Regions from separate parts of the Homo sapiens genome. Here region 2 is linked to region 1. The links are chromatin contacts, found by Hi-C or POLR2A ChIA-PET in ENCODE. All regions are on one chromosome and are shown on one strand. Each heading gives the region's core, a stretch centred on a gene start or an enhancer-like site at or near the end of the contact. The rest is flanking DNA. Distances are from core to core; before and after follow the strand shown. Region 1 has its middle 120 kb from the start of PDE4D-AS1. Region 2 overlaps PDE4D (phosphodiesterase 4D).

Region 1 (4,284 bases), core at 172-2,671:
CTGTTTATAGATGTGATTATTGAGAATAAAGAGCATGGTGGGTATTCAAATTTATTTCAGCTGAAGTCGTGTCTTGTTTTTAGCTTTTCATTCTTTTACTCTGAGTCAGACATCAGTAAAGTTTTTTTTTTCTTGCTTCAATTCAAAATGTCTAATGTTAAAAGAACAATGTGTGAAGTGTCAAGTCCATAAAAGGAAATCTGGTGGTGGCTGCTGAACTGGCTCATTATGTGATAGCTAGCACTAGAGTTAAAGCTAGACCACTTCTCCAAGATATAAACATACATTTATATGCATAGACTTGTTCTGAACATGTCATCCCTAGCCAGAGATGACCCTCCCAGGCCCTCCCTGTGGATCCTATGTCTTCCCTGCCCTGATGATGGGCTGGTTGAGTGCACCCTTTCCTTTACCCTGCTCTGCTGCCTTTGCTCCCATGATAAAAAGGTAAAGGGTCCAGAAGTGGAATCCTGAAGGACAGAATCCAGAAAATCACTTTATTTATTTATTTTTTATTTATTTTTGTTTTTTCCACTGGGTGATATTTTTAATTTTACTACATAAACTCATATATCACTTAACAATATGGATACATTCTGAGAAATGCAATGTTAGGCAATTTCATCATTGTGTGAACATCATAGAGTGCACCCACACAAACCTATACGGTGTAGCCTACTACACACAGAGGCTACATGGTCTAAACTATTGCTCCTAAGCCAAAAACCTATACAACATGTTACTGTACTGAACACTGCAGGCAGTTGTAACCCAGTGGTAAGTATTTGTGTATCTAAATACATCTTAAGGTAGAAAAGATACAGTAAAAATATTGTATTATAATCTTTTATCATACCATCATATGTACAGCCCATTTTTGACCAAAATGTCATTATGCAGTAAATGACTATATATGCTTCCAGTCTCAGGGGAGGTCCACAATCTAAGTTAGTTCTGTGAATTGCCCTTTAAAACCAGGAGATCACTTTAAAGGAGTCCAGGGAATCAGCTAGGAGACAATTATTGAAAATCAGTTTTTACCTATTTTGCTGTTTTATCACAAAATATTTTCCTGCCACCCATTTTGCCACCTTTTTAAAGATTTTGGGGAAAACCGTTTTTCAAGACTTTTTTGTTGGATTTTTCTTTTGAGACAAACGATAATGAGAGAGCAAAAAGGCTCAGATTGACTTCAATTTTGTCTACATCTTAGCACAAACTGTGAGAGCTGAGTAAAAGCAAGGTTTTGCTGAAGACAGGCAGAGGGTTCTAGAAGGAGGTGTGTGTGGCAAGGCACCCTGACACACTTTGCCTCACCACAGTTCTACCCTGGGCTAGCCCCCCTGATGTCCTTGTTGTTGGCCCTCTCAGTGTTCTTCCTGCGTCAAAGGAGTACCCGGGCAGCTGCCACCAGGGAGTGGAGCAGTGGCAGCTGGGACTAGGCGGAAGTCCAACTGCTTCTGGCTGCCAATACTCCAGGCCCTGCCCGCCTACGAGGAAGTCAAGGGCAGACCCTCTCCATTTCCTCCCCAGCCCCACCGATGTCCCAGGGATGACCTTGTGGAATGGTCCCCCGGCAGAAACACATTGATGTCAAATCCTCCCTTGAAGTCCACCTCAGGCCATACATTCCATGAGACTCTTCCAGGCCAAACCCGTGAGGTGTGGACAGAGGAAACTTAAGCAGAGGAAGTTGGCACTCAATTGCAAATCTGGCTGCCTGCGAGGAGATTTATAACCAGAGAATTCACTGCCTTTGTGGTGCTTTTAGAAAACAGTCCCTGGCTTGACTGAGGGAGAGAAACTTTTGTGGAAAATGCCTGTCGTTCATGTTCCTGGCAGATCTGCAAGTATTTCTACGGCGCAAATGTAGCTCTGATTGCTCACTCAACAAACACGGACGGAACCTTTGTCAGGACGCTGGCTGCAGTGTGTGCCAGTTGGCAGATAGGGCTCAGAAAAACAGCAAGAGGTAATTCTCCCTTCTGAGCAGCAGAGGAGTGAGGACATGGGCTGGCTCCAACACCTTCTAATCCCAACCCAACGATGCACCACCCCCACTCCCCGCCCACCTTAAGGATGAAATTATTTCCCTCTTATCTATCACACCATAATGATATCCCTCATACCTGGGAAGCGTTAAGCTAAATTGATTCCAAATGTTGTGTGTTGAATCCTATCCCCCAAAGATACGTGCTTCTTTTCTGTTTTGTTTTTTTTAATATTGAAGTTCACATTTTTTTTTATGGAGATGGGGTCCTCTTATGTTGCCCAGGTTGGACTCAAACTCCTGGCTTCAAGCAACTCTCCCATCTCAGCCTCCAAAAGTGCTGGGATTACAGATGTGAGCCACTGAGCCTGCCCAAACAAAGACCAGGATTTCAAAATGTGACCTTGTATTTGGAAATATGGTTGTTTCAGATGTAATTAGTTAAGACGAGGTCATCCTGGAGTAGAATGGGCCATTAATCTAATATGACTGAGTGTCCTTATAAGAGAGAAAAATATCCTGGGAAGACATAAAGACACAGAGGGGAAAATGGCCATGTGTTAGGTGAAGGCAGAGATTGGAGTGATGCATCTACAAACCAACGAATGCCAGGAGGGCCAAGAACTGCTAAAAGCTAGAAAGAAGTAAGGAGGTATTCTCCTCTAGAACCTCCGAGAGAGCACGGTCCTGCCAACACCTTGGCTGCCAACACACTTCTCGACTTCAGAACTCAGAGAGAATAAATTTAGGTTGTTTTAAGCCACCCAGGTTTTTGTACTTTGTTACGGCAGCCCTAAGAAATTAATTTACCAACCAACAATGGCTTGATCATTGTCACCCTAAGCTGGCAAAAGTGCAGAAGAGAACTGGTAGCAATCCCAGTTAAATTTCCCATCAGGAGCACCCAGCAAACAACATGTACCAAAAAAAAAAAAAAAAAAAAAAAAAAGCTTTTTGGTTTTCTAGCTAAGTAGGCTTCTTCTTCACTGGGCCTTAGGGGATTTGTAATCCTTTTTTCCTCTCAAACAGACTAAAAGTATTCATAGTTGTCACCTAGTCCAGTAACAAATGTACAGTAACAAATGTAGTAACTCCTTGAGCCTTTTCCCTGTGATTTAGACTTGTTGGACAAGAAAACAGTCCTTGGGGGTAAAAACTCAATAATCTCTATTTGGTTTCAAAAGGAGAATTTCTAATCATCCCAAAGAAAAAAACCTGGTTAGGCTTAAGGGCCTGGGAAACTCACCACATCACCCTTGGGCTTTATTCATCCACTTCTCGTTAAAGTTTGGGGCTGAATCAACATAACCTTAGCTTTTAGTCACTTCAGTGAACTACCAAAGAGACCTTGAGTTGTCTACAAAGAACGTCGAGTTGGCATCACTTTGGAGATTAAATGAAGGGGAAAATTGACTGAAGAGGGTGGCAGGGTAGAGACTGTGTAATCTAGGCATGATGAAGTCGCTACTTAAGCCAGGACAGGATGACAAAGTTTAAGGGAACAGAGCCGTTTGCAGAGAAACAACTCTACCATAAGGAGAAAAAGGCTCTAAACATTGTGGCAAAATTCTGGATTTGGCAAGGGAATATTTAAGGGAATTTGCCTTGTCTCATTCAGAGAAGAGAGAGTTTGTTTGATTGATTTAAAAACATCTAGATACCAAGAAATATTCCAGGCATCTTATAAAATTAAACATTATGTAAAAATGGGACAACTAAGGTTAAAGAACAGAAAAGAGATTATATAAAAGAGACAAAGGAGTAGGTGCTACCAGGCTCCTGCATAAAAGGAACTGTTACAACTGGAAACGAAAGCAAAAAAAGAAGTCATCATTAGTTTTCACTGTATACACATACAAACTCATTTAAAGACAAACTTTTTCCTGAAAGTGAGCTATGGAAGTTTTTATCACATTAATCTATGAAGATTCCTTATGAAAATACGGTTTTATATATATACACACACACATACATATATACACACATACAGACATATATATTTCTCTAGGTGTATATGTAAGTTTACATACATATGTATATATATGCACATATAAACACATATATAAAATTTTACTACAACTTACTGTGCTGAAATGAGATTCAGTTTAAAGTTCATGAATGGATTCCCTGATTTCTGTGATTGTTATCCTATCCTTAAGAAACACAAGGCAGGGCTGGGCACAGTGGCTCATGTCTGTAATTCCAATACATTGAGAAGCCGAGGTGGGCAGATTGCTTGAGCTCAGGAGTTCAAGACCAGCCTGGGCAAGAGAATGAGATCCCATCTCTACAAA
Region 2 (4,404 bases), core at 229-2,728, 200 kb after region 1:
TTCGAATCATAGACAGGGAGGGTTGGGCAGGATGCGATGGGGGAGCGAATGACAGACACAAGTGACAGGAACAACTTAGGGAGACAGGTCAGAAAACATCTAATCTAGGCACATAGCAGAAATAGTGAAGGGAATTGAAACAGTTGTTCTGTATTTTGTTCACAGTGTTAAAGTCAAAGTCAGTGCTTTTTAACCTCATGGGATGGAGCGGGGGAGGGGGCACAAGGAGCCTTGTGTGAAGGCTCTGGCTCTGCTTATTGATCCCCCAAATACAATAATACATCCTCACAATCATAAATTTGAGAGCAAGGGGCTCTGATCCTGTGATATACAATCTAGGCCCTTATTGGATCCTGGAACTGATTTTCAGAATCCTTTATTCTTTTAAGTACAATTGTAAAAAAAAAAAAAGAGAGAGAGAGAGAGAGAGAGAAAGCAAGGAAGAAAGGAAAAAAGGAAGGGAAGAAGGAAGGAAGGAAAAAAGGAAGAAAGGAAAGAAGGGTTCCATTTATAAACCTCAGACAAAACAAAAATGAAAGCAAAAGAGAACAAAAAATAGCCAATACGACCCAAGTTACAAATTTACTTGTATCCTTTCAGAGGATAACCCAAATTCCTGCAAGACAATTAGCCATCTTTCTTTCGATTATTACAGTAAGCAAGACGGGTTAAGAGTATATAGTAAATGTGCTTTGCTAAACTCCTTCTCCCTTTATTGACTCTATCACAAGAAGCACACTTAATATAATTTTTACAATTTTTTAAAGAACAAATAGGAAAGAGGAGAAGGTTGTACTTTAGCTACCTTTGTGTATTTGAAAGGAATGCTGTTCAGGGCTTCTTCCTTTTCAAAAAGAAACAGGTCTTTGAAAACGAAGAATCATTACTGTGCATATCTCTCGAGGGCTGCTCCTCTAGTATCAGTCCATTTGAAATAGGAGTTTCACATAATTCAATTTATTAAACCCACATTTCCTGCCAGATTTTGCTTTATGTGCCTATGTCCTTTTGTTTCCCGGCTAACATTTCCACATCTCGGAAATCATTCTTTCTAGTATAACTGAAGAATATGGATATTAAAATCAGATCAGCAAAAGATTTTTATGGACTTGGAAAGCTGCCCATTAATGCCGTAAAATAAAGCGTGTTATACAGCTGATATCATCAGTTCTACTCTATGTTGTTTTCATATTCCTGGCGGTGGGTGGAGAGTTAGAGTGGAACAATTAGGAGTGGGAAAGAGAATGAAAGGATTCGATCAATTGTGGAATTTCAAAGCGGAGACAATTTACACTAAAGAATTCAAAGACTTCGTAACCTCCAAGACATTTTCCAGTCCAGGTAACCGTTGAATTATAGCTGGAGGTGATGTTCTTGGAGCTGCCTGTGAAAGCTGAAATCACAACATGCCTGCAGTGTTCCCTTCCTAAACCAACTTTGCCATTTTCTCAGGCAGACACACAAACATGCAAGCGTCCACAGTAATGTGCGTGTGTGAGGGATGGGGGAAGAGTGATTGTTGCTTTGTAGTAGCTCCTTTGAAGTGTTTAATTCCTCCCTTGTAATCTCTTCATCAACACACATTTAAAGCATATCAGTTTTACCTCAGCAATTTGATTCTCAGAGGCTTATGTGGCTCAGGGCCTCTGTCCAGCACCTGGGTGGCACAGTTTGTTTTATGTGCATGCAGAAGTGTTAACAGAATTAATTTTTTTCCTTCTTTCTCTCTTTCTTCTTCCCCCACCTCCCCCAATTTAGGTTAATGAGCCCAGGCAGCAGTGTGTGTGAGTGAGCGGGCGTGTGCACAGGAGGGCCGTGAGCCTGCCTTTTTAAAATACAGGAAACGCATAGAAGAAAGAAGAGTTCAGCTGGAGCCACGACTTCCCTCTTTGCTTCTTTCCCTCCCCACCCCCCCACCCCCCACCTCACCCCCCACACTCCAGCACCGGCTTTTAATTTTCAAAAGCACTGCAATTGCTTGGTGTGGTTTCAAGAGCTGGGGTGCCATTCTCCCTGATGATGACTCTGCTGACGTCAATGGCATTCTTATCATGCCTAGTGCGACATCAGAAACCAGTCCTCAGAGGCTCCTCTTATTCACAGTGCCTGGGCTCTCAGCAAAATGTGGACCGGATTCTGAAACGCAAAGGACTCCCCGTTCCTAATCAGCGCTGCAATCCACCAGACAGTCTCCTTCTGCCGGCAGCTTGCCAGTTAAGACTTTGTTCCTTAGCGTTCTGTCCTGCAAGGACCCCCTGAAGGAGAAGAGAGGGCTAAGTGGATCACAGCGTGTCCTCCGTGTCTGAGCTTTCAGAGCCGTGTGTGTGTGTGTGTGTGTGTGTGTGTGTGTGTGTGTCCCTCAACCAAGGTTAGAGACTAGTCAATGCTGCTTCTGATTATTCTTCAGGTTTTACTAAAAGGCTTCAGTCTTTGATATAAGGCTATTCCCCCGACACAGTGGCTAAGACCCTCTTGTGTAAGTGCTCCTAGCTCACTCTCTGGATCAGAACCAGCGCCCAGGTCCCCACGTGAAGCCCATATTCACCCCAGATGGCAGCATGCACCTCCTCTCCTTTTTTTAATAAAGAAAAAGAAATAGGAGGTTGGGAGGAGAAGGAAAATAATCATAGCTGAATAATAATAGCAGAATAGGAAAATAGTATCACTAAGAATTAAATATTTCACTCTAAATACTCATGACTTGTTAAGAGGTCTGCTCTCAAAAGCTGAATTCACAAGGGAGTTAATACATACTAAACCCAGTATGCATTCCTACCTAGCAGTTTGGGGGCAATTATTATGGGGATGATGAACTTTCTCCATTTACAGTGGAGTGTATTATGGTCCAAATCTACCCTAAAGCATTTGGGAAATGTCTACAGTTCAAATTAAGATGTTTAGAGTCAAGGTCATTTCGCTTGATGATGGAATGATACATGTCTAGTTAGATTTCATCTGACCAATCTTTGACACAAACACATCAGAATTGTCTTGGTATCCACCAACCAAATAATGTTTGTTTCTCTTGAAGATTGCTGAGTGACCCATAGTAAGCTTATTAGGAGATTAGGAGCAACTGTTCCAGAGAGAAGCTGTTTAACAACATATGAAATGTGCAACATAATTCCATCTAGAACTATTTAGAATCATAACATGGAAGAACAGCAGCTTACACCTGGTTCAACCCTTCTACCTTTAAGTGAGGAAACTGATGCCCAAAGGCTGCGTCATGCTTTACTCAAGGTCATCCACCTATTAAGAGGCAGGACTGACAAACTAAAGCTGTCTCTCTCTAAATGGTATGCTTTTCCTACTACAACACATAGCTCCTGATTATTCAAAACCTAATGACCAAACCTCAAACCCACTTGCCAAGGGAGTTTCCATTTTTCTTTTAAATCTGAGCAATATTTCTTAATTTTTTGATTAAAGTGATATTTCAGGAATGTTTAGATGAATTATAATGAGTTTCTCCTTTGTTTTCAGTGAGTTTCACAACTAGTGTAAAGGTTATTAAGTAGAATGGAACAAAATAATATATGTTGGAATGCATGAAATTCAGATGGTTTTGTTCTTTGTTATTTTTTGTAGAGACAGCATCTCCCTATGTTGCCCAGGCTGGTCTCAAACTCCTGGGCTCAAGTAATCCTCCTGCCTTGCCTCCCAAAGTGCTGAGATTACAGATGTAAGCCACTGAGCCCAGCAAAGACGTGTTTTTAAAAAGTGATGATGGGCTCTGGGAAGAAGGAGCAAAGATTTATCTGGGTTCCAAATGTATGAGCTCCCTGAGCCCAGCCATCATTCTGCTTCATCTACTACATAGCTCTCACCATGGTTTGTAACATTGCTTGCTAATATATTTTATTTGCCACCTAATTCAAGCCATTAAGTTAATATTCGATTATATAAATATGATCTTTATAGTTACTTTTTCCCTATCCCCAATAGTTTTGCCTTCTCTTCAGAGGACTGTAACTGCTTCTATAAATCACCTTTTGCTACTCTCTTTTTGGTAGACGTGCATCACATTCTGGTCGCGAATGGTGAGGAGATGGGGCAGATGCTGGTTTTAGAGTCAGACAAACCTGTGTTGGAAACCTGGCTTAACCACTTGCTACTATATAATTTCAAGACATAACTTCTCTGAGCCTCAGTTTCCTTATCTATAAAATATGACCCTACCTTGCAGGGTTATTGAAAGGGTTAGAGATGATGTTTACTAAAGTCCTATCACAATGCCTAGCACATAGGAGAAACTCAATCAAGGATAATTTTATTAATGATTTTTAAAAAATAAATGGGGAAAATCATAAAATTAATAAAGATTAGTAAGATTGAACAAAGGACATATAGTATTTCCCCCCTTATAACCAGAGCTGTTCCTCAGTACCACTAAAATTGGAA

The links. Hi-C counts contacts between places; a loop is a spot of excess contacts on that map. ChIA-PET counts read pairs that join two places held with the same protein, here RNA polymerase II (POLR2A). Pooled maps may share reads with other maps.
Region 2: a loop to region 1 is called in a map of cardiac septum, with 1.9 times the contacts of the local background. The contact joins two enhancer-like sites. A Hi-C loop is called at or near these places in 2 of 168 maps with a recorded cell type or tissue (ascending aorta and cardiac septum) and 11 of 50 pooled maps. POLR2A ChIA-PET finds 5 or more read pairs at or near these places in 1 of 52 experiments (activated T-cell).

The regions. Positions count from the first base shown.
Region 1 is chr5:58,921,155-58,925,438 of GRCh38, forward strand. No RefSeq gene overlaps it. Among named protein-coding and RNA genes, the nearest start is that of PDE4D-AS1, 120 kb to the right of the region's middle. Within about 2 kb of position 1,422, at least 20 of the 41 ENCODE cell types and tissues checked have a DNase peak (open chromatin) inside an H3K27ac peak, as active enhancers do.
Region 2 is chr5:59,125,698-59,130,101 of GRCh38, forward strand. All of the region lies in intron 5 of PDE4D (phosphodiesterase 4D), which reads right to left. Among named protein-coding and RNA genes, the nearest start is that of PDE4D-AS1, 88 kb to the left of the region's middle. RefSeq lists enhancers at 1,078-1,988, 1,989-2,898. Within about 2 kb of position 1,479, at least 20 of the 41 ENCODE cell types and tissues checked have a DNase peak (open chromatin) inside an H3K27ac peak, as active enhancers do.